Linked DNA regions of Mus musculus: regions 1, 3 and 4 are each linked to region 2. Evidence: chromatin loops called from intact Hi-C (ENCODE). Cell type or tissue: left cerebral cortex. All regions are shown on one strand. Each heading gives the region's core, and the rest is flanking DNA. Links, peaks and the distances in the headings are about the cores only.

Region 1 (6,122 bases), core at 368-5,367, 1.6 Mb before region 2:
CTTGGAGGAAAACCTGACATGGAAAAACATAGTTTAATTTATCTGTGTTCATGGTGTAAAATTTGATATTATAGAGTTCTCCTGGTAAGACAATCACACTGTATTAGAAAAGCCCACTGTGCCTCAGGAATCTTAAAAACAGCCAACACTCTTACTTTCATCAATACTCATCCCTATGGTCACTAGATGGCACTGCTGCTATTTGAATGAAATTTCACTTCCAACCTTTTTTTAAAAAAAAAACATAGGGTTTGGAAATGATTTGGGGTGTCATTTCTTGGGAGTTTGTACAAACAGAAGATATTTGGCACTTTGTATATTAACAACTACAGTAATGTTTTGTTAAAGAAAAAAACACTACAAAGGTGAAGTAACTTCCTAAGAGGAAGAATGGTAATGCCAGAAGATCTTGAGTCTGCATGTCACCAACTTTTAGGTGGCAGGAACACTTCATCTGTGAATCACAAACCATCACTAAACCCACTGTATAACATTTATTACACATCTGATTTAACTTGGCTTTTTGCTGATGATCTTCTCCTAGGAAACTGGATCGATGAATCATGACTTTTTGGCCAGAATTATATGAAAGTGTATAAAGCTTTATAAGATGATCACTCTCTTGGGGGGTGGGGGGGTGCATCCCTTCTTGGCAAGGGATACCAACAAGCCCCCAAAAGTAGACCCTAAAAAGTTCTTCCAACTAAAGAAACATACCCTACACATGAGACCATGCAAAGCACAGAGCATCTCTGTGGCAATTTCTTGTGGCATTTTCTTCAGAGGACTGCACTGAAGAACACTATAGAGTCTCAGTGAGAGCCATCCTGACTTCCCCGGACAAACTTCCCGGGGGAAGGAAAGGTGGCACTGGAGAATAGATGGACTAGGATTTGCTGCTAGAGGCAACCAAGAGCTTTAGCTAGACTTAGGATAGTCCTACTCTTTAGAGAGAAGCAAAGCTGTCCAGTTTATCCCCGGGGATAACTGAAAAGCAGCAGAAAGGGGAGGGAGCATCCCACTCACTAAAAGTTGTTGTACCCCCTTTCCAGACCCCATATTAAGAAAAGAGGAGAAGTGAGGGAGTGGTGACCATGCCTTGAAAAGAAAACAAGAAAAGAAAAGAAAAAAAAGCCAACATTGCTTGGGAAAATCTCCACAGATGAGCATTTCAGTTGCATTAAGTGGTTCCCATTAGCAGCCTACCCACGTAGAGGAAGGCTAGCACGCTGTTAATATAATGCAGGAGAGGGATGATAGACCTCGGAGTGAAGAGTGGAAGAGCTAGCTTTGCATAAACCAAAAAAGGAAAAAAAATCTGAGGATTTGAGTTCTTAGGGCCTTGCGGTAGAGTGGTGGAGTGGGCTTAGAACCCTCAGGCCTTAGGCCACCGGACAGCCATCTAGTGTTTGTGATTTTTAAAATACATATTTAACTACCTTAAAATAATTTAGACATACACCAGGAAAATAGTTTAATGGTTCCTAATTGAACTGCTATTGAGTCAGAAGAAGAGGAAGAACCCTCAGAGGGCGTCCAAATCCCGCGTGGAGCATCTGAGACTAGGAGGCAGGAAAGTGGGGGGAAAGGGTCTGTCTCGGCATCACCTCCGCTCTCTTCATCTTATTCTTGGAGAAAAGTTGGTAGACATAGACTAGAAAAGAGAGAGAGAGAGAGAGGAAAAGGGAAGGAAAGGTGAGACATCTAAGAAAAAATAGGAAGAGAGGGAAGGAAGAAACCAGGGGAACCGAAGAGATAAAACTCATCGGAAGTTCGGGTACTAGCTACACTTATTTTTTAAAAAGAATTCAATCATTCTGCTCCTTTCTCGTCCTGCTAGCTTAAACATTTTTATAGGCAACTTCGGGCAGATAAAACTTTGAAGTGAGATGGGGAAGGCTGAATGTCTGGCCTGGATCACCATAGAGGCTGCGGCGGTGGCAGCAATGTCCGCTAAGGGAATGTAGCGCACATTAGGAAATTCTTCTTCCAGCCGCCCTAGCCTCCTTTAGAGTATCCCTGCCCAAAGCTTAAATTAAAGTGAGTGGGAAGGTAGGGTGGTTCTCCCCATCTCCCCATTGGATCCAAGCGATCCAACAAGACTTAAAAGCGAAAAGTCCTGCCGAGCGGAGCTCCAAATTCTCCCGCAAACCGCATGCGTTTCTTGACAATACAGGACTGTGCAAAAATCTAGATTTTTCTCTTGCGTGGGTCTGGCTCCAGGGACACAACCAAACAAAATCTGCATTATGGGTATTCCCAGTAGCCTACCTGGGTCGATAAAACTTACAGGACTAATTAGATAAAAAGCAGGGGCCCAGATTTTGTATGCCGGCGGAGCAGGGGGCGGGAACTGGTTTCTTTCTCTGCGCAAAACCAGAGGGAGCCAGACTAAGATGATTCTCTCTTAAACTGTTCCTTTAAGGGACCTGAAATCGGGCTGCTCTAAATGAACCCCAGGTAAAAGAGAATTGCCTCTCCAGCACCTTCCAAATCCTGACCCGCTTCCCCGGTGCACTCCCTGGCACTTTCCCGGGAGATCTACACTAACGGAGAAAGTCTCCGGTTTTTGTCAACCGCGCATAACAATTACTAAGAAAATATTGTGACGATGTTTCAGGGCGGAAGGGGATATGAGGGGGTGGAGTGAGGGAGTTAGTTTGGACAGCAATTTGCAAAGAATATTAACTGATTCTCCGGGTCACCGCGGGGGTAAAGGGGTTGGCATTGCATTATACAGTTGTTCCTCTAGGTGGCGGACTTTAGTACCAAACAACCGCTATGTGAAATGTTGACTTCAAATAGGATTAAGCTTCTTGGTGGTTAAAAATAATAGTAGTAATAATATAGAGGTGTGGGGCTGTTTTTCCCCTTTGGGGTATTTATTTATTGCAGGGAAAAGTCATTGATTTTCCTAAGCAAACTGTGTTTCTCCTTCGCTTGGTGGAAAATAAAAAACTGTTTGAATAAATAAGTTATTTCTGAACATTTTGTTGTCAAAGTGTTAAATGTTCCCGTCATTTTTATTCAAACACTAACATGATTACAGCCAATTATATATTCACCAGTGTTCTTTATTTTAGAGTAATTGTACTTGTCACTAATAAAACAGAGGCATAATGGATCGCTACTGTTCTGGATTCTCAAGCAATTTTGTGTAATTTGATTGAATTATACATCTTATCTGCTACTTTTTTATTTTTATATTTGGAGATCCTATTTTCTTGAAAATTGCAGTTCTATGCTTGTTTTTACTGCTTTTCCAGCAACGTACATTTCCGTAATGCTGAGAAATAGAAAGAATCTCTTTGAAATGTCGGAAATCAGTTGGTTACAACACACACACACACACACACACACACACACACACACACACACACACACACAAACACTAGTTCAGCATCGGAAAGCCCTGAAGTCAGGGGAGTCCAGCAGTGGCTCTGCTCCCCTGACAAGTTCAGTGCCAAGGAAACTCCCCATTCGCCCCAAAGGCAGTCACCTCCCTGCCTGGATGGAGTCTTTGGGGCTTTGTCTCTTTCCTGTAATGATACTGTTAGGTGTCTAGGGCTTCAAACATGCCAAGACAAGCCGACCATGGGTTCTGTTCATATGCAGTATGTATCAAGGGGGAGAAATATACACAGCACAGCTGAAAGATAAACTGTATACAACACTCCAATTACACAACCCTCAAGTGCCTTACCTGCCGGCTCATCCTCACCTCCCCACAATTACAATGACTATCTGTTTGAGCTTTGAGGGGGGCTTTGCAGGGAGCTATAGGACCAGCATCAACTTACCAACACCCCTCCCAATCACAATTTTTTAAATGGGTAGAACACACCCATCTACTCAGTGTCCATATATTGGAACAAATCGAGGAATGAACCTGACAGCAGACAGGCAGGGCTATGATCCTATAGGGATATCTCCGGAACTGAAGGATCAGAGAATGTGCAGTTCTCGTCCCAGGAAATTTTTTCAGCTTCTAGGACAAGACTCAAACGCCCCGCTAGGAGCTGCCGCTGTGAGATGGAGCCAAAGGCTCTGACAAGTGGCTTGTGTATGACCCAATATTTATCAATAACAACAACAACAAAATCAAGTGAAACCAAGGCTTGGGATTTTGAACTGCCTACGGAGTCCTGGCGGATACAGAGGGGCGAATAAAGTCTCTGGAGAACAGTTGGCTCCATTTTTCCGCCCTGGGGAGCAATCCCAGGGCAAAATCCAGTGCTAATTGATCTCAACCAGCCGCAAGATCAGCTGTAAATGTTCAAGGGGACAAAGAAAGAGCAGTGTGCTCCAAAGATACTCTGAGCACTTTTTCAAGCAAATAGAGGCGTGTAATCAATAGCATGTATATGAATATAAATAGAGATAGAGAATTACTTTAATTAATTAGGAAATAATGTTTCGTGTACAATTCCAGACCTACTCAATACCCGTATTCTCCCACTCACGGGTTATTAGGTGGTCTGGACCTAGAACTCCCTCTATGAAAACCTCCAGGCCCAGTTTTTGGATGCGAGATGGTTAGCCCATACTCAGCTTAATTGGGGGCCTTTTTTCTTTGGGGGTATTTATTCTAAACCCAAACGGTGGGTTACTTGGGCAGAAATCCGAGCGAGCAGAGCGCCTGGCCCTACTGGCATTCTGGAAGTCTTAAAGCGAGAAAGCACCAGAATGAGCCTCTCTAGGCTCTGCGCTCAAAGAGCTTGCGGCAGCCAGCAGCCAGCCGCAGCATGCATGCCGTTGCTCTCGGCAAGGGGGGCGGGAGGGGGGGTCTTCTGAGTTTCCATTTTCTCTTCTTTTTTATCTATCAAATTCACAATCTAGACGAAAAGAGGGAAAGAAGGAAGAGAGGAAAAAGGAGGGAGGGAGGGAGGAGGAGAGGGAGGGGAAGAGAGAGAGAAGGTAGAAGGACAAAAAGAAAGACAGAAAGAGGGAGCGAGCCTCTTGGCCTGAAGGTTTGTAGCCCACACACTCAGCTGAGCCACACTTGCCCAGCTGAGCTATTATCTTGATATTGCTTTCTCTCTCCTGGCTTAAGACAAAGCCAGAAGGGAGACACCGAATTTGACGAAATAAATCAAGTAGGGATTGTTTAATAATAAAAATATCCCACCACCTTTCTTATCAATTCTGAAAAGGAATTGAGTTGTTTTAGTTTTCATTTGGTGACTGTAGTAGCTTGCTCCTGTGCCCTACTGTATCTAGCTTGCTCTGTCGGGTGTCTCCTTCCTGTGTGTATAGCTTCTTGGGAAGATTCGCAGAGAAGTGGTGTGTAACTGCTCTCCCCCACTGGGTTCAATACTCCTTAGTTGTTATTGAATATTCGAATTAACTTCAGCACCACGCACTGGTATTTCAGCTCAGACTTGTGCACTATATCAATACAAGCTCACAACCTTTAACTGTTTCCGCCCCCGCCTCCCCCCCCCCTTTCCGCGTTCACCATGGCAGATGACCTATAAAGCCCAAAAATATTGATCTGTTTGTGCATACTTCCAGTCTGATGTGCAAAAACCAGACATCTAAGCTGAAAGTTGCCTTTTCAGAAGGGGAGGAGGGATCTGGAGATGAAACCTAAAGGCAAGGCCTCTCTCCGGCTGGATTGCACTTGGCAGGCGTGGACTACAAAGGAGCTCAGGGTGAGCGCGCTGGGAGGAGAGCAGAGGCAAGCAGACTAGCAAGTCTCTCCGCGAAGCTCCTTCTTCAAGAACCAGAGCCCAACAACCACTGCCGCCCCAAGAGGGTGGGCAGACAGGACCTTTGGCAAACACTGGTGCCACAGGTTTTGATTTGGGTTGGGGGTGGGGTGGGGTGTGGGGAGGACCTAGAAGAGCCAGTACTAGAGAGCGAAGAGGCAGGTTGGTATGAGTTGCGCACATTAGTTTGTCCTGGTAGTTTTGTGTTTGTTTGTTTGGATTTCTGTTTGTTTTGTTTGTTTTGTTTTGTTTGGGGAGGTTATTTTTTTTTATAAGAAAGCAGACATTTTATTAGCACACAGCTTGCCTTCTCTCCTGGACTAAAGGAGGCTTTGGGACTCAAGCATGCAGTTTTCCCAATCCTTATTCCTCTACAGACTTGCAATGAGCAGAAGTCATTCTCTGTGTTAT
Region 2 (6,122 bases), core at 428-5,427:
TTTGGTCCTTTTCTGTTTAAGCATCCAAGAAATGGCTGGCATGTTTGTCACCTTCAAGGAAATGGCTGGTGTGTCACCTTCAAGACAGGGTGCCCCAGCTGCCCACTTCTTGTCTGTTGACATTTATGAATTATCTGAAAGTCTGTAGTTAAGATTTTGAGTCATTCTGTCCCTAAAAGATGTTGTCCTCTTTCTACCTAACTGGTGTTTTTGTCTTCTGGACAGACATCGAGCTCCTATGAAAAGAAGCTCACCAATAAAGCCTTGTTTTTGACAATAGGTCACAGCAGGGGCTGGGAAAGAAATCACAGTAGGAAAGGCAGCTGAGTGTGGGCATAACAAAATGCCCTTTATTTACAGCAGCACAGCCTATAATATGCAATTTCAACGCCGAGCTCCACCAGAGCAAGTTGAACAGACCGCTGGTTCTCTAATGAAAACTTTGAATGATTCCAAAGGTCTAGGGCCCTTTGCACTGGGTGACCATTATGTACTAAGAAGGCAGTGTGAGTATTCCACCTTAGAATATTCATAGAAACCAATTCCACCCTTCCGCCTCTGCCACCACGTCCTGGCCAGGACATGACAGCTCACAACCCTCACATCAGTCTCCTGAAAGAAAGGATGACAGAAGGCAGAACAATCTTGTTTTCATTTCCTGACCTCTTTGTAAACTGCATCTCGCTTAAACATCTCCCACAGACCTACACTTCATGGGCAGAATCTGTTTGTCTCCCCATCCCTGGGACAATTAGGAGATAACGTGAAAACAAAGACTGAAAACAGAAATAAGATCTTAAATAAATCACTTATACAAATGAAGAGATACAACTAGCCATACCGAAAATCTTCCTGCCTAGTTTACATGCAACAATCCCGTCATTCACTATTCGCATCAGGAAAGAGAGGCACATAAGAGGCTGACCGATTTATTACAAACAGGCCTTTTTATGCTAGCCTGATTGCAGAGATGTTACTATAACTGAGAATTCTGAAGAGGACATTAAAATACAGCTACAATGCCAAATGGAGTGGTTGAATTCTTACAGCTTTATTCAGTCTGAGCATGGCATTCCCTTCCTCGTGTGGAAGTCCATGGGTGGCCATTAAATCAAACTGAGCCTCTTACAAGCCTATTCATATTGACCAGAGTATGGTGGCTCATTTAGCCAATTCTGCAAGTGCATATTGCAGAGGGATGGAGGGGAGGTAAAGACCCTCTAACACTGCTCAGAGCTTCCTTGATTACAGTCCTCCCCGTGGGACTCAGGTGTTACTCAACCCCATCCCCATCGCGAATGTTAAGAAATTCCAAGCCCAGGGAATGACGACGACGGCACATTTCTTTCTGCTCACTTTGATTTGAACGGCAAAACTTCAAGAACATCCAATTCCCTCTGATTCTGCTTCTTAGCACAAGACTTGCTGTGAGTCTCTTGTGAGGATGCACGTTGCTGACTTATTGGGAAACTGAAGGAAAACGACAAATACTGGCTGCTACCCATGAGTTTATAAGGCTTTCCATCCTGGCTGAGGTGGCAGCTAGCAAGGCTTCCTTCCAAAATTCAAAGTTAGACAGTTCACTCTTCCTGAAACTTCCTTGTGGGTAGAAACTGAGATGTCCCCACTCTTAGTTTACAATTCTCCTAGAGTTATATTTTGCTCGACAACTCCACTGAAATGCATTTCTGATGAAGTCGTGGAGTAGAACAGGAGGTATTCAAGTTCAACCCAGAATAACGGCGAGGAACGGCACACAGGCCTTGCCTACAGCCATTTGGACCTTCTCTGAAGATTGTCAATGAATCTGTGATTCACCAACAACACCTTGACTTCATTAAATTGTAATGAATTGGGTATCAAATACGCTGTCCCAGAGAATGTTATTTATATTTGACTTTACCAAAAAAAAGGGGGGAGAGGGTGGGACTGTAACACTATAACAATAATTTTCTTATGAGGTTCTAGAACTGATTCTAAAAGCAGACAGAAAACCCACTTAAGGAAGAAGAAAAAAAAAAAAGTTCAGCACCCACACACATGTCTGCTTCTTTGTAAAATACTTATTTAATTTCGTATATGCTTATTAAAAGTTGGCCAGTAACCAAACTACAAAATATTTTACAACAAATAGCCCCCACTAGATCATCTGAGGCACCGATTTTAACACGTATTTTTACAGGATAGTCAAGCCTTCTGAGGCTGGGAGTGATATAAATTCCACTATAGTAAGGACACTCCATGTCACACTGGAACTGATACGAGGGATGAGGTACCATGTGTACGGACAGCATAGTATAGGGTGCTTAATTGTAGTGGCAAGCACACAGTCCTTGTGCTTCAGGCTCATCCCACTGCTAAATTACAGTGGTATTTCCCTTTATAGTGTTATGAAATAAACTGCAAGATCTCTAAGCACACACATTTTGTTTGGTTCCTAAATCAGACACATGTTTTCCCCATCCCAGCTCCCAAGAGCTGAGCACACAAAAGCATTCCATTCAGCAACAGGCAACTACAGTGTTCCCCTTTCAGGTCCTTGGAAGCTTTCAGAGCTCCATCCGGCTTTAAGCCTGTACGGCTCAGTCAGCGAGGTGTCCGCGAGCGCCTCCTTGTGGCGAGAAGGACGGAGCCTCCACTTACAGCAGCGCTCACTCCCACCCTGTGCAGCTGGCATCTGCCCAGGCCAGCCCAGAGGGCGGAGGAGAAAACACTCCTGCCTGGTGCTGCCCTGATAAATATCTGATGTCTTGGCTCTCCTGGAAATCCGAGACAGTCCATTCTCCTAAGAGGGGTAGGCACTATGGCCTTTAACTCAGCCTCTATTCTCCACCGAGGCCATGGCTCATTCCTATCCAAACTAAAGCTTGTTTGTACCATGACACTAATAAATGTGCCTGGATGTGGTTCCGACTTCCTAGCCGTCGGTGTTACTCAAATACAGAGTAATTATAACTGGATTCCTAGCTAGCGTTTTTTTTTTTTTTAAGTCTCCTATAACATTTAAATTAGACTAAATTCAGCTGTTTGAGTGCCCTCTGACAATGTATTTTCTCTCAGCTCGACGACTGTTTTATTGCTCCATACGCACTTGACCTAATCGACAACATCCTGCACTCTGAAATGTTTATACTGTTAAATGAATTTTTAATCTAACTTTTACAGCATTCAATTTCAGTTTCATCAGCCATCCACAGAGCAATATCTAATGTTTTAAAATAATCTAGACAGTTAAAAGGAGGGAGGGGGAGGGGGGAGAATCGCCGTGTTATGAAGCAAATGATTAATTAAAGCAAATTAGATTCTGGCAGCTCTTGCTATCATGGTGCATTCCCGACCAGACTAATAAATCTTCGTTGAGAATGCGCCTCCGTGAGGTTCAAGAGTCACCTGGGAAAGGACATTATTGACTAATACATTTTACTGTTAGTTTTATTTGTTCCTGCTTTATGGACTAATAACGAATATTTTTCAAACAGAGTGCATCCATGAGTCCGCTTCTGCTCCGTCTGTAAGGGTGGGTTCGAGGGAGGCTGAGAAGCTAGAAAAGTTCTTTCTATGTGACGGAAGTCAGTTATGGCAACTGAGACAGCTTAAGATGCCGGCAAACAGCAATAAGTCCGAGGACCACGGCACCACGCCAGCCTGCTGCAGCAGTGACTGGGGCAGATCTTGGGATTTCTCTGCACCCTGCAGCTCGGTGGGAGCCTCTCTCCTCTCCTGTTTGAGAGGTTTGTCTTCTCCCTGTCCTAATAGCTGGCATCTCCTCATTGGGGCAACTAACAGCTCTCTAAATCCAGCCAAATGCTGTTGCCATGCTCACTGCAGTCTTTGCTGTTTCTGAAGGCACAGAAGGGAGAAATTGACAGCCATTTCAAGAAAGGGTCCATACATGTGCCTTTGATTTAGGCTGCTCACAGTATTGCCATTTAAATCAACCTTTAATAATTTCTAATATCAACTGTTGCAGGGTTTGTTTTTTTCAAATTCATACTTGTGGTTGCCTAATCTGTATGTTTTAATATGTGTTTCCTGCAACTTTCCGTCTGCTGTACCCCTGGCTTGGATCCTTTCTGCCCAGATCTCAGCGAATGCCTGTGTAAACCTTAAGGGCTGTTCTCTGTGGCCTTCACTCACTGCATGTCACGCTGCCTAAAACCCATCAAGACAAGGCACAGACTTATTTGAAGTCTGTGGTGTTGTGACAGCGAGAAAACAGTTTTAAAACAATGGTGTGCATACCCAGAATACATTTATCTTGAGATTTATTAAATGAGGGGGAGGGAAGGCCATAAATCTCCAGAGTACATTTTTAGATTGCAATAAATAACCACACAGCATTAAATGTTTGTGCTGACTTTTAAACTGTGCCCCCAAGAATCTCCAAAATACAGCCAAGTGCATTAATATACCGGAGACCCTTCAGGCTTTCATGTGCACTGAAGCTCCACCTCCTGCCATCACTCGGCTAATTTTGATTACAGAGTAAATTGGCTATAGAAGGAAAAAAAAAACCCACAAATTTTAAATATATACAAATAAGTATTCTACTGTGTTCCTTTTAAGAGCAGATTGTGAAGTGAGCTACGATTACCCATCAAAGTGATTTCCTGGGCCCACCACCTCATCCCTCTCCCATCCTCCACCTCTGAGCACGTCTCTCTCTGGCTTGGGCTCCCTTTCAGCTTTCTGCAGCAGAGATTCCTGGTGCTGTGCAGAATGGAAAGCAGCCTGTGGCTCTGCTCAGCGTGCAGCTCATCCCCTGGCCACAAGCAGGGCTTTTGCAGACAGTTTAAAAAACGATCCGGTATTGCATGAGTTAAAAAAAATTCCCCCTGGAAAAGCTAATTATTGCATGCAGATACTTCTTTGTGTGATCAAGGAGGGGACAATTTAATAGGCTCTGTAATACAACCAAGAACAAAATTGCTTTAAAGGAAGTCTCTTGTTGAGTGACAACTCTGTTGCCTGAGCCAATTAGGTCCCAATAAAGAGTGTTGAATTGGCTCCTGCTTTCTCATTAATTATGTTCTGTCACAGACATGGGGCTTGATTTAGCAATTTTGTATTACATTAAGATACTGAAAGGCTGGGAACAAATGGCTCGCTCTGATAATAGGCATTCTCTCCACGGTGTGACATTTACTATCCAGCTGTCCGTAAGGCAGCCTAGCACTTCAGTTCAGGGGCTTATTTGTCATTGCTTCAAAGGGACACTCAGCTTTTCACAAAAAAAGAAACAGAGAGGCTAATAGATAGGACAAAATGTACCGCTGATAAGCTTTATTAGAGATGGGACGCTAGGGTTTTGCTAACAAGCTCATCCGTTGGGACTCAGCCGAGTTTGCTGCCAATCATCCTCCACACAAAGGCACACTAGTTAACAAGGAGAAATGAATTACAGACACTTATTCTGCCGGTGGGATCACAAATACACCAATCTGTGAAAGAGGCACAAACTCCAGAGACAAACTACATATTTGTCAATAACCTCCTAGAAAGAGCCCTAGTAATTCTTTGAAGACCTTTGATTTCGCATCCCTCTAAAATACATGTATAGGAAATGTTTTCGTTACCATGACATTCTTTCTTTGTTATTTGTACAAATTTTCATCACATTAGAAACAGAAAACCAAGGAGGTCTGCAAATGTTTTAGTGGGTCTCTAGACACTACTTTTCATATCCCCCCACAGGGAGCTCATGCGTTGGTTATTTCATTAAGGCCAACAGAAAATTAAATCTTTAAGCTTTAGGTTTGAGCTAAAATCCAGTACCACATTAAATAATCTATAATTCTGGATGTATTGTGTTTACAGAGTCCAAGAATAGGATTGGTTTCCAAGTGGAAACAGAGTACCTTTGGTCAAACAATTAGATGACATTTTAAGTTGAAAATATGCACACACACACACACATACACACACAGAGATACATATGTACAAAATATATCCATATAAACCTGAATTAATATCTCTGTACAGTAAATATAGCAAAGCATTTTATACACTGTATTTAGGAGCCTAAGCTAAAAGTCTCTGGCTGTGCCATGGTCAGCATTTTTACTACCTGTGTTATTTTTTAAAATCTCCTAAAAATACGACCCAGAGCAGGGTCTGTTGTT
Region 3 (6,122 bases), core at 569-5,568, 120 kb after region 2:
CCTGTGATCCATCCAATAGCTGACTGTGAGCATCCACTTCTGTGTTTGCTAGGCCCCTGCCTAGTCTCACAAGAGACAGCTATATCTGGGTCCTTTCAGCAAAATCTTGCTAGTGTATGCAGTGGTGTCAGCGTTTGGAAGCTGATTATGGGGTGGATCCCTAGATAGTAGCTTGGTATTCTTAAGGGACCCTTAACAGTGGGAGTAAAGGCTATCTCCAACCTCTGACTTTTTTGCCTGTGCTTAGGACCCTTTTCTTCCTCACTGGTTCCCTTGTCTAGCCTTGATATGAGGGGCTGTACCTAATCTTATTGTAACTTGTTATGCTGTGTCTGGTATATGCCTGGGAAGCCTGCTCTTTTTTTTTTTTTTTTAAGGAAAACACAGAAGGAATGAATCTACAGGAGATGGGAGGTAAGGAGAGGAGATTAGGAGAAGTGTAGGTAAGCTGAAATATAGTGGATATAAAGAATAAAAACTAAATTTTTTTTTTTAAAAAAGAATGAATTAGGGAAAAAAGAGTGTTAGATCTTCCTAAGAAATAAGGAGCAAATATTATCTTGGAATTCAGCAAAAAGACTCGAAAGAGGTTTTGATGTCCGACAGCAAACACCAGAAGGGATTGAGCAGTAAAGGGGACAAAAAGTAAAGGTGACAATTGGACTGTGACATTGATATAGGTTAGGTGAGGATTTAGGGTTGAACAAGATCCCCAAAAGTGTCACTCAGTAACTGAATACTTCCATTTAATAGCAATTATCCTCTTATATAAAACACTGTTTGGGGATTTTGTTTTTGTTCTATCACTAAACACATTGTTTCATCTTTATGTAGGACACAAGTACAAATACAAACAAATTCTCAATAAACAGTAACCTAAAATTTGACCACACTGGCGATTGCTCACTTCTCATCCTTATTGATTGACCGTCATATACCATTTACCTGTCTGTGTGAGTATAGAATGAACCTCACAGGCTGGTGTGTTTGAACATTAGACCTCCAATTGATGGCACTGTTGTGAGGAGACTTCGGAGCGATGGCCTCGAGAGCAGAAGTGAGTTGTGAGGGGTGGGCGTTGAGGGTGATGTCCACTTCTGATCCCAGTTTGTTTTCAGATCTGGCAGGATATAGGTGATTTTGACAGCATGCTGAAAGCAAATTGTTGTGGGTTGTCCTGATGCTGTTTGATTTCTGACGTTAATTCTGCTTCCTCAAGAGGGAGGGACAGCCTCCGGATGAACAGTGGATCACGTACTCAGGTGATCCCATGTGAACCTTCTCCCCATTTACTGGTCAATAATGGCTAGAGCCTGTGATTAGGCAGCAGAGGTGAAAGGTGGGACAGGAGGTCTTTGAGAGTGGGAGCAGAGAGAGAGAGAGAGAGAGAGAGAGAGAGAGAGAGAGAGAGAAATATGAGAAGGGAAGGAGAGAGGACAGAGGAGGGAGGGAGGGGAGAGGAAGGAGGAAACGAAGATGGTACAGAACCACATGGCCAGGAGAAACTCTGTAACAAAGGGTCTCATAGCTGGGAAATAAGTTAGTATAGTGCTAGTTCTGCCCAACCTAGGCTTATCGCTTATAAATATAACTAGATTGTGTGGTTTTTATTCGGGATTATTGGGGTTGGAAATTACTGCAACAGCAAATACCAGAAGGAACTGAGTCACTCCAATGTGTCTACCCACCATGCTCTCTCCACCATGCTATCCATGGTGGAGAATAAACCCTTCCTCCCTTAAGTTGCCTCTATAAGGTGTTTGGTCAGGGATAAGAAAAGTAACTAATGCCACCCCACCCCCCTTTCCAGACTTGTAGCCCTAAGGGTCCCAGATTGTCCATTCTGTCACGTATCCACACCTTTACCTGGAAATTAGCATGGATGCCACCACACACATTCTTACCCTCCTTAAGCTGTCCAGCTCTAGAGGGACTTGAAGACTGTTCCAAACTTTGCAAACATTACCAACCTTACATGCTCTGATAAAGTTTTGCGTGGCTAAATCCTTGATGTCTTTATTTTCATAAAGGGTGGCCTTCAACTTACCTCAAATAATAGCATGTCATTCTAGTCTACGCCCCATCAATACAATAGAGCAGATGTTTGTTTGACAAATTAAAATCTGAATTCTTAACCCAGGTTTTTCTTGAGAACGAGATAGGCTTTGTCCACCACAGAGAAGTCTACCAAGAATAAATATTGGGTTCATTCAATTTTTATTCACTTTCCAGTCTTTCTTAATCTGGACTAGCTATGATATTAAGGCCATGGGATAAAAGTAATTTGTCTTAATTGATAGACACTCTCCTGTAAAAACTAAGAGTGTAAGAATTTTCTGTGGATAAAGCCCTTAAAATACTTAATAATATTTATTTATGTGGTATTAGCCTCTAAAGAAAAAAGCATATGCCTTGTATCTTAATTGCCAAAAGCACGGTAACATTAATATTGTGACAGTGTGGTTGTGTTAGTACTGTTTAAAATGATCACACTTATTAAAAGTTAGTTACACTTTACCTGAAAGAATTTTACCTATAATAATAATGTTACGGTTTAAAGACTTAAGATACTCTCTTAAAAGTTTTCTCATTCAACCACCTTGGTATATGTATGTATGTTTTCGAGATAATTCATATTCCAAATGAGGACTTCGATGACAGTGATTTTAATATAGTTTCACATTCTAATATTTTTTTCCAAACTCTCAACCACTCCTATTTAGAAGCAAACCCTCTCAGGATGCCCGCTGCTTGCTCTGGAAAGCAGTGCCCAGGGTGGACTTTGTAATGTAAGAGCTATGTCTGAGAAAGTAAGGGAAGATGGGTTTGGGCTGTGTTTATACGTGCTACACAAAAGGCAGTGGACAAGCCAGTTGCCCAGATCAAAGACTTTGATGAGAATGAGCAGTGAAGCTTAAGTACAGAGCTGAAGTCACCCTTGGCAGCCATTGAGTAGTTAATCAATACTACCACAGAACTCAGGCTCCGTTGACCCACAGCCGAGGTAAACAGATTCCAGGTCGCCAGCAGTCTGTTTCAGAAAACACCTCACAAGCATGTTCAACTTAAAGAAGGCAAACTGAGGCACAGTGCACCGACAGAGCTAGCCCCTGAGGCCAGAGTTCCCACCCCTCCAGTCGCCGATCCCAAGCCAGTGCCTCACTCCAGCCTACCCCCTCCCTGCTCCAACACTTGATATGTGTTGAATACACTCAGTGGTTCTCAACATGTTTTTTCCTTACAGTTCTTTATTAGCAACATTCATTTAGGTTTTGGACTCTTGTCAAATGCAATGTGAATGGAGAGCAGATGCCTTTTCTGAACTCAACAGAACAAGAGGAGAGTCACAGAGCCCATCTTGCCACAATCAAAACTAGTGCTTACAACAACACCCACTGCTGGTGACAGGCTGTGTGGAACTGGGCCAATGCTGATCTAGCAAGAGATGCCAACTCAGTGAGTCAGAAAAATGTTTCAGATGTGCCAGGTCGCTCCGAAATCCCCATCAGGTCCTGGGTAGAATAATTGCCGTGTTCCCCATGAGCAAGGAACCAAGATGAGAAAACACAACATCGCTGGGACAGCGTGTATCGTTCGCATCCTAGCTGGCAGCAAGGCCCGCTGCTTTGAAAAGGGTACCGCGGGCTGCCTGAAAGGCTAAGGTGGCTGGCAGCAATTCAAAAACACAAGATGGAGGGAGAAGCAATTGTGGGAAGGAATTCAAGGCGGACAAAAGGATTAACAGCAAAAGGATGCAGGGTGTACAGGGATGGGTGGTTATGGTTTACCGTGGGTTTAGCAACACTGACGTGTTTTTATGAATATTTACAAGAACATTTGGAAGCTGTGTCTTGCCCACACAGCCTCCGCCCCCAACACTCTTGGTAGAAACTGCACCATATTTAATGAGGCTGGGGATGGGAGGGAAAACTAGGCCTTCTTTGGCTCCCAGATTGGGGTCTCTTTGCCTGGTTGCCAGGACTCCCAGGAGGCAAATAGTCACTGAAAGAAAGTTTAGACAAGACAATCTAGGTCTGAGTACTAGGAAGCCTAGTAATTAAAAGGCATAAGAAGGAAAAATGGTGTTTAAAAGATAAGAAAAGAGTGAAAACTGAGTCTCTGGAAAAAAAGAGTCATTGCGGTGGCTTGTTCTGGTCTTCGGGTAGAGAAGGGACTTTGACCAGTCACTAAAACAGTTGTTTACAAAACCACATCAATTCTTGGTTCTTGTGAGTGGGTCAGCAGGGCTGTTCCCTTTCCCTCCTAAGCCTTCCCTGGCTTCGGTTCAACCTCTTCATCCATCAGAAGAGTCTGCTTTTCTTATTGATTTTGTCCGTTCCCTTGCGGCACGTTACGAGGTGTGTACTGAACGGAAGAGTGACACCCTGGAGCAGAATTCTGACCTGCACTGCCTGCGTTCTCATCGAAGGCCTGCTACTCTGGGAAAGTTGTGTTGGCTCTTTAAATCTCAGTTTCACCCAATTGTACAGCCAAACTGAAAGCAGCTAAGAATCAACAGAGATAAGGCAAGGCACGCAGTGAGGGCTCCAGCACGGCGCAGTCACTTTGTACATGATCGGTACAGTCGCTCATCACACATTTGTCTTCTCATGGGCTGAAAGCAGACTTTTAGTTGATCGCAGACACAGAAACACCTAATGTGGTGGTTTGCATTAGAATGCACCCCCCACCCCATACACTCATATAGTTCAATGCTAAGGTACCAAGGAGTGGAACTATTTGAAAGGATTAGAAGGAATGGGAGGTGTGGTCTTGTTGGAATAGGTGTGTCACTGGGGGTGGGCCTTGAAGTTTCAAAGCCCATGCCAGGCCCACTATCTCTATCCTTTCTATCTATATATATGTACCCCCCTGTCGCCTATGGATCAGAATATAACTACAGCTACAGCACCATGCATGCTACCATGTTCCTGACAGGCTCCTGACAGGATAACGACTAACCTCCTCAAACTATAGGCAAGCCCACAATTAAGTGCTTTCTTGTTATAAGAGTTGCCTCGGTTATGGTGTTCCTTAACAGCAATAGGCCGGTGACTAAAACAACTAGCTGGACTACCAGCAACTACAAAGGCCAGGCAGGTGGCTTTATACTCAAGGAATTTGTGGCAAGCTTCCTTCTGGCTTTATGTAGAACAAGCCTCTGGCAGAATTGTGTTGTCTTCAGCCATGATGGTCTTCAGCATGTTTCTATTAAAGCTGGACCTTTGGGGCTGGAGAGATGACTCAATGGTTAAGAACCCTTAGTGTGCTTCCAGAGGACCAGAGCTCAGTTTTCAGCACCCTTATCAACAAGCAGCTCACAACTTCTTGTGTCCAGTGCCAGGGGATCTGATGCCTCTGGCCTCCAAGGGCACCTGCACTCCTTTGCGAGTGCACGCACACACACACACACACACACACACATGCACACGCACACACTTGAAGAAAGTCCAGATCTTTTCTGAGTATACAGGTCTACACAAAAGCACTTGCTTAGAAAGCATGAGGCCCTAGGTTTAATTCTGGGGTGATGCTCTTGAATTAATCATATATTTCTTATATTTGCTTGCTCACGGCCTTCTCTGCATCTCTTTCTTTGGCTCTGTCCAGGCTCTTTTAAATAAATATAAATAGTTCCTTAGCCAAGCTGTCTCACACCGAGGGAGTATGTCCGTCTTTGTTTGCTTGTTGTCTTCCTCTCAGGCTTCTCTCTGAGATTTGATCTTGACTCTCCAAGGTGTACACATTGGTGCTCTACCCAGCTGGAGCTTGCTTCCTCCATCTCTCACACATCTCTGTTTCCCTCTGCGGTGGCAGCACTTTTCTGGGAAGGTATTCAGAAAGCCGGTTTCTGAACATTTATGTACCAAACAGGAAATATCAATTCGGTTTGTATTCATTTGTTAATATGGTGAGTAATTCTAAGTTGAAATAATATTTTTCCAGAGATTTTAGTTTAACAGTGGTCCCTTGCCCTTAAAGGTCCACAGTGGGCTGCCTTTTGAGTCTTCAGTGATATTGTTTGTCTCCTCAAAAGCATTGAGGAGCCTGACTCTTAATGCTCTGGGCTTTCAAGGTGTTACCATGAGAGTTCTGTTTTAGGGTGGCTGTGGTTTTGTTTG
Region 4 (6,122 bases), core at 342-5,341, 100 kb after region 2:
GACTGAGCATAATAGCACATGTCTATAATCCCAGTGTTCTGGAGGCTGAAGCAGGAGGATTATGGGTAGCCAGTCTGGCTATATAGCAAGACGATATCTACTGGAAGAAAACAGTAAACCAAGGAAATTCTTTATACTGGAATAAATGATCTCCGAAGCAGTTTGGGGATAGGGAACTCCATGCAAATGAGTTAGCAATAAATCCATTTTCTTAATACTCCACAATGGCTTTCACTCTTTAAATCAACCACCAACACAAGCCACCTGGGACAATGAGGAAAAGTGACACAATCCAGAAGTTATCTCCATCAGGAAAATGCTGAAGAGCCCTTCAATAGCAGCAACTGCCTTGGAGTTGTTTCCCAGATGTGAAGTAGTAAATCATACATTTGTTTAATATAAATGTTGCTTCAGCATCCCGGTGTAGGTCTGGTAGACACAGTTTGAAACCCAGTGACACCTAGTCACTTTTTAAAAGGCTTATCTCACTTTTTATATGTACGACTATTTTGACTGTATATTTGTTTATGTGTCACACACATGCCTGGCAGGCCATGGAGAACAGAGGGGAGCATTGGATCCCCAAACTGTAGTAACAGACAGTTGTGAGCGACAATGTGGATACTGGAAACTGAACCCTGTCTCTGGGAAGAGCAGCAAGCGTTCTTTACCATTGAGCTGTCTCTCCAGCCTGCCTGTAGTCATCTTTGGGCTGGTCAGATTACCCTATCTCCACATGGACTTGTGGTTTGTATGGCCCCCTGTTCTGCATCTTACTAATTAAAACTAGCATATCCACAGCTACTGTTAACAATCAACAGTCGAGTAAGTTCCCTGCCTGCATGTGTTTTCTTTAACAAATCCACAGTACTCGAGGGAGAACCTAATGAATTAAATCTGAGGACACTTAGTGGTCTACAGTCTCTCCAGTCAGCAGGGTGAGCTCTCTGCCACTTTGGGACTTCCCACTAATCTGTCGGCATCCTTAACCTGAGAGACATAATTCTGCTCATGAACTTTAGCTTTTCTTCCACATGATATCACTTGACTAAATGAAGCATCTCAACTTGATCCTCAGCACGAATCTCTCGGCTTCCCTACCGGACAGAGGTGAGGAGGTGTGGTCCTGTTGAAGGAAGTTATGTCACAGGGAGTGGGCTTTGGGGTTTCAAATGCTCAAGCCAAGCCCAGTGGTACTCTTTCTTCCTGCTGCCTGTGCATCTAGACGTAGAACTTCCAGCTCCTTCTCCAGCACCACGTCTGCCTACATGCTGCCATGCTCCCTGCCATGCTGATAATGGAACAAACCTCTGAGACTGTAAGCAAACCCCAATTAAATGCTTTCCTTATTAAAAGTTGCCATGGTCATGGTGTCTCTTCACAGCAATGGAACACTGACTAAGACAAGCCATAACAATAGAAATCACAACAGACCTCAATCTTAAAAGTGTGTCAAGAAATTCACAGATACACCTGACAAGCCTCCCCAGTTAGACCGATCATTTGCAGCATCTGCCTAAGACTATATCTGAATATATTTACATATGATTCATGCCTTCTCAGAATAACCATTTATGAAGACTAGGATTTTGACTATTTAATTACGATCATCTCCATGCAACACCTAATTCCACACACTCATCAGGCAGTACGTGAACAGAACACTATAAAATGTTGAGGAATACCCAATCTTGTAGTATTTACCTTTTACACATTTGCTCTTTAATCAATATTGCTGTTATGAGAAACAGATGTGAACCAGCACAGTGCGGTAGGATAAGAACAGAGCCCACAAGACTTCTTTGGGCAAGTGCTTTTTTTTCTATATAGGCTTGGGGATTAGCCTGAGTAAGTTCATTTTGTAAAATTTCAAGACTTATCCATAAAGCACAGAAAGAATGGACAACATAAGCACTTATCAACTACTCAGCATCTCATATAATAAATACTTCTGAAAATGTAAAACCTTGGTGTAGAAACTGAAAAGTCAGTATAGAATTCACAAACCTGCGGTGAGATGTAGGCTGCCTAGAAAATCTTTCTCAAGAATGCTGTATGAGAGCTGGGCGTGGTGGCGCACGCCTTTAATCCCAGCACTCGGGAGGCAGAGGCAGGCGGATTTCTGAGTTCGAGGCCAGCCTGGTCTACAAAGTGAGCTCCAGGACAGCCAGGGCTATACAGAGAAACCCTGTCTCGAAAAAAATAAATAAATAAATAAATAAATAAAGAATGCCATATGAGGCAGAATAAGTTAAATTACAATAAAATAATTAAACTCGAGTTTTAGTAGTTTAATCAGTGTGGGTGTGTTTCTCTCTCGCTGTACCTATCTGAAGCCAGTTAGCATGGTGCAGCTTGGGGGGTTGGAGTTGAGAGATGCATCCTCTTCTGCTAAGTGCTCTCCGCACCAAGTAGTGTCTTTGGCCACCAGCCAAGTGAGACCAAGCTGAGGGTCTTACATGTATGTACACCTCAGTATGGAAAGTGACATAGCCGCTTCTACCCATAGGCCAGCTGCAAAAACTCATGAATATTGTCCCATCTAACTACAGAGTGGCTGAGCAATCTGACCACCCACGTGCTGGAAGGAAATGAGAGCAGATGTGGTAAGCACTACGGCAGCCTACCACAGCTTGTCTGTTCATCTAAAAGGCTATCAGAAAGTCTCTTAAATTCTGCAAATAGCTCAAGAGCTCATTCCCAAAATTGGTTTATTCTAATTGTTAAAGGAACAAACTATAGCTCGGCATTTTTCTCTCTAAGTAATGCATTTAAGCTTCTACTTCTTCGCATAGGCTGACCAGGTCAATATGATCCCCAGGGAAAAGCATTACAGAGAATCATTGCTAGTGCTGCCTTGAGTATGCCAAAATAAAACAAGCTGTCAGCCAAAAAGAACTTTGCACAATAAAGTGTTAAATGAAATAGTACCAGGCAAAATAAGGTAATGCTCTTTTGCTGTCTAGCACCACATAAGATGCTAACTGAAAGAGTAAATAAAAACACTCAACGTGCATTTAGCTTTCATAATTTACCTTCTGCAAGGTTGATTTAGAGTATGCAGAATATGCCACATTATTTAGGCTGTAAAAAGGAGTTGCTTTCTACTACCTGCCACGTACAATTATAATAATCTGTCAGACAAATATAATTACAGAGTGTGATGTCTGTTTGAGTGTGAAGGCTCTGATTGTGTGGTATTGTCTGCTTTACACCACGGCGCAGCATAAACAATCGTACTCAGTGGTACCTCTCAGCTAGGACTACTGCTCAGAGTCAGGAACGCCCCATCAAATAGCACACAGATGGTTGCGTTTGGGTTTGAGGTTGTTGGCTTTGTTTGTTTCCCCTCCCCCTACCAACCAAGGCATTTCCATGTACAGACTTGACCACAATGAGCTAATGTCACTGCAGCCCAACATGGGAGGTCTCTAAGATATTGTTAATAAATGCCAAACGTGAATGAGAACTAACTCAGGATATGGCCAATTCATACGGACCAACCAATTCAATGGCGGAAAGCGGTTGAGAAAAGAATGCATGGATCCCTTTAGTGATTAAAAATAATTAGATGACATCCCCATGGGCTTAATAAATAAAGTCCTTATTTTGTATACTAAGTTGTAATCTGCTATTAGACTCTGGTACCAGCTGAAAAAATAGAAAAAGTAACTACAATGAAACCTTTTCACTGAGGAAAAGAAATTGGAATTATGTTTCATTTGAAGTGAGTCAGAGATCTCCTTACCATTCCAGCTATATGACCTTGGATCTGGCTTTTTAAATTTTTATTATTCCATTTATGATTCTGGTCACTGTAAGCTTTATAGCTGTCCATTTTTGATGGGACTCTTCTGCATTTTCCTTTTGAAGATGAGCTTCGCTTAGATGGGATTTCCAAGGTATTCCACGTTCTGCTTTTGTAGCTCACGTGGTGGAGAAGTTTGATGTTATAATCCAAAACACTACACCTAAATTTATAGTCAGCCCCGTGGAACACTCTGGCGTTAGCATCTTGTTTACTTTGGAGTTACTCATCAGTGACATGCTAGTCGTAGAAGAACCAACTTAGAAAAACCAAACAACTTAGTGTTAACACAGGAGACTCCTTTTCTCCCTGAAAGAGCATATGGGAAAAGTATCTCCGAAACAAATTCTTACACTGGTAAGAACCTTTGTTTGAGAGATGTGGGGGGGAAATGTCCCTATGAGTCCACCACTGAGAGGGAACGTTATTTGCACAATGTTTGAGTCTTCCAAGGTAGACTCCAAGGAAGGTAATAAACGTATCAATATAACCAGAAAACTTTTCAACTAAAAATTATGCTGGCTGTGGTGGCAGATCCCTTTAACTTTAGTACTTGGGAGGTGGAGGCAGACAGATCTCTGTGAGTTCAAGGCAAGCCTGGTCTTCATAGTGAATTTCAGGACACCAGAGCCATAAAGAGAGACTACATTTTTTTCTTCCTTTCTTAGACCCTACTATACTTTCTACATTTTTATCTACTAGGTTGTTCAAAGATACTGTTTCAATTTCTGATGCCATACAGTTTCCATGAGAGCAGGACATTTTTTAACTCCACTTTGTCTCTTTAAGGTTTTAAATCGTGCATACATTGTTATAAAGGTCTGAATTAATACATTAAATAGATTGAAATAGGATGTTGTAATATTGGGTGTTTATTACCCTCTCTTTGGCATCTGCTTCCTCCTTCCTACCTCCCTTTTCCACTATCCCAGCTGCTATTTGAAGACTCAACCAGATCTTGGGGAGCTCTTATCTCCAACTTCAGGAACAAAATATGTAGTGAAGGTTCAATCAATCAGCAATATTCCATCTAACAAGTCGTTTCTCTCAAACACACCACCAAAGTGAAGATTCTTATGCAAATGAATCTCAGTATTATTTCTGGGAAGAAAGAGACAAAGATGCTCTTTTGAAGCAGGTTGTAAATATGGAAGCATGGAGACCTGGAAGCTAGTGGAAATTCTCAGAGCTTTGAGAAAAGCTAATTGGAGACTGAGGCCAATGGATATAAAGAAAGGTGTGGCACAAGAAGAAACCAGCTGCTTCATTTGAACCGAATCTTATCTTTTTGTTACAAACAAACAGACAACAAGAAGACAGAAAAAGAAGGAAAAACATTTTTTTTATGTCAGCCTGGGTGACATTTTCTGTTTCTTGCCAAGCAATAGAGCCTGGACAATCAATCGTGTCACCACTGAACAGATATGGTTTGAACAAACACAGTGTGTGTTGTTTTCTTTTTTTAAACTGGTTTGGCCTAATGCAAAGCATACACACCACTCCCATCGATGGGACATAGTGGGCACTCCTTATCTTCAGTTTCCTATGAATGAAACCATTTTTTGAACAAATATTTGGCTCCAAGTATAATATGAAGAAATGTACGGCTGGAGCAAGGAGGATGCAGTTGTGCCAAATGACAAGAAGGTTCTCAAAAGCTACTGTGTCACGGAAGCTAAGAGAAACTGAAAGGCCGGCAGTAGCCAAAGATAGAACATCTTGAGCAGTTAAAAAATAATAATGTCTACAGATTAAATTAATCGAATGCAAAACTCCATCTACACATATTAGTACCACAGGAAACAGAACACCTTGTCCTTGGGAGGATTACACCAAGTGAAGAGAAACAACCAGATTTGGACTCGCCTATCTCATATGAACTGTGCCCTATGGTTCTTCTATAGATGCTAAGAAATGGCTTCTCTCTATGGACATATGCCAACAAAGAAAAGGAAACTCCATGTTGTAAACCATTGAAACTACAGATCCAGGCAGCAAGCACCGTCACATGCTAACACTTCCCAAAGAGCTACCATAGACTGTGTGCTCCTTGATATAAGAACATTCTATTGCCTAGGAAGTGGTACCAAAAACTTGGTTATAAAAGCTTATGAACAAAAGTCACACACTGAAACGAACCAGACCTAAAGAATTTGCACCCCTGTGAACTATGATTCAGTTAAGTCACTTGGGACAGAAGCTATAATGCTTCACACAGGATTTCATATGTTCACTCCTAATATATTTATACATATTTATGTGCTACCGAAAACAAAAAGTCAACATCAGAGTTAAAGCTGAACAAAACTCAGCC

Evidence for each region. A loop is a pair of places that touch in the nucleus more often than their neighbours do. Peaks named below come from ENCODE experiments on the same cell type or tissue, not always from the same donor. Only the 100,000 strongest peaks of a DNase experiment are listed, where the experiment ranks them.
Region 1: it touches region 2 in a loop (7-fold over the local background); 3 of 42 quality-filtered maps call a loop at or near these places.
Region 3: it touches region 2 in a loop (2.2-fold over the local background); 4 of 42 quality-filtered maps call a loop at or near these places.
Region 4: it touches region 2 in a loop (2.1-fold over the local background); 4 of 42 quality-filtered maps call a loop at or near these places.

Annotation. Positions count from the first base shown.
Region 1 is chr12:49,372,160-49,378,281 of GRCm38, forward strand. All of the region lies in intron 1 of Gm34304 (predicted gene, 34304), which reads right to left. Among named protein-coding and RNA genes, the nearest start is that of Gm34304, 6.6 kb to the right of the region's middle. In left cerebral cortex, for the core only: CTCF peaks have their summits at 2,736 (motif pointing right) and 4,009; no DNase peak of the experiment used is centred there; H3K4me3 peaks cover 3,550 bases; H3K27ac peaks cover 4,754 bases.
Region 2 is chr12:50,997,201-51,003,322 of GRCm38, forward strand. The region is part of intron 2 of Gm40421 (a long non-coding RNA gene); the gene reads right to left. Among named protein-coding and RNA genes, the nearest start is that of Gm40421, 4.6 kb to the right of the region's middle. In left cerebral cortex, for the core only: a CTCF peak has its summit at 2,618 (motif pointing left); DNase peaks (open chromatin) are centred at 1,311, 1,544, 2,233, 2,607 and 4 more places; H3K27ac peaks cover 1,925 bases.
Region 3 is chr12:51,114,706-51,120,827 of GRCm38, forward strand. No RefSeq gene overlaps it. Among named protein-coding and RNA genes, the nearest start is that of Gm34745, 39 kb to the right of the region's middle. In left cerebral cortex, for the core only: no CTCF peak of the experiment used is centred there; DNase peaks (open chromatin) are centred at 3,502, 3,775 and 4,381; H3K27ac peaks cover 1,871 bases.
Region 4 is chr12:51,098,581-51,104,702 of GRCm38, forward strand. No RefSeq gene overlaps it. Among named protein-coding and RNA genes, the nearest start is that of Gm34745, 55 kb to the right of the region's middle. In left cerebral cortex, for the core only: no CTCF peak of the experiment used is centred there; a DNase peak (open chromatin) is centred at 2,592.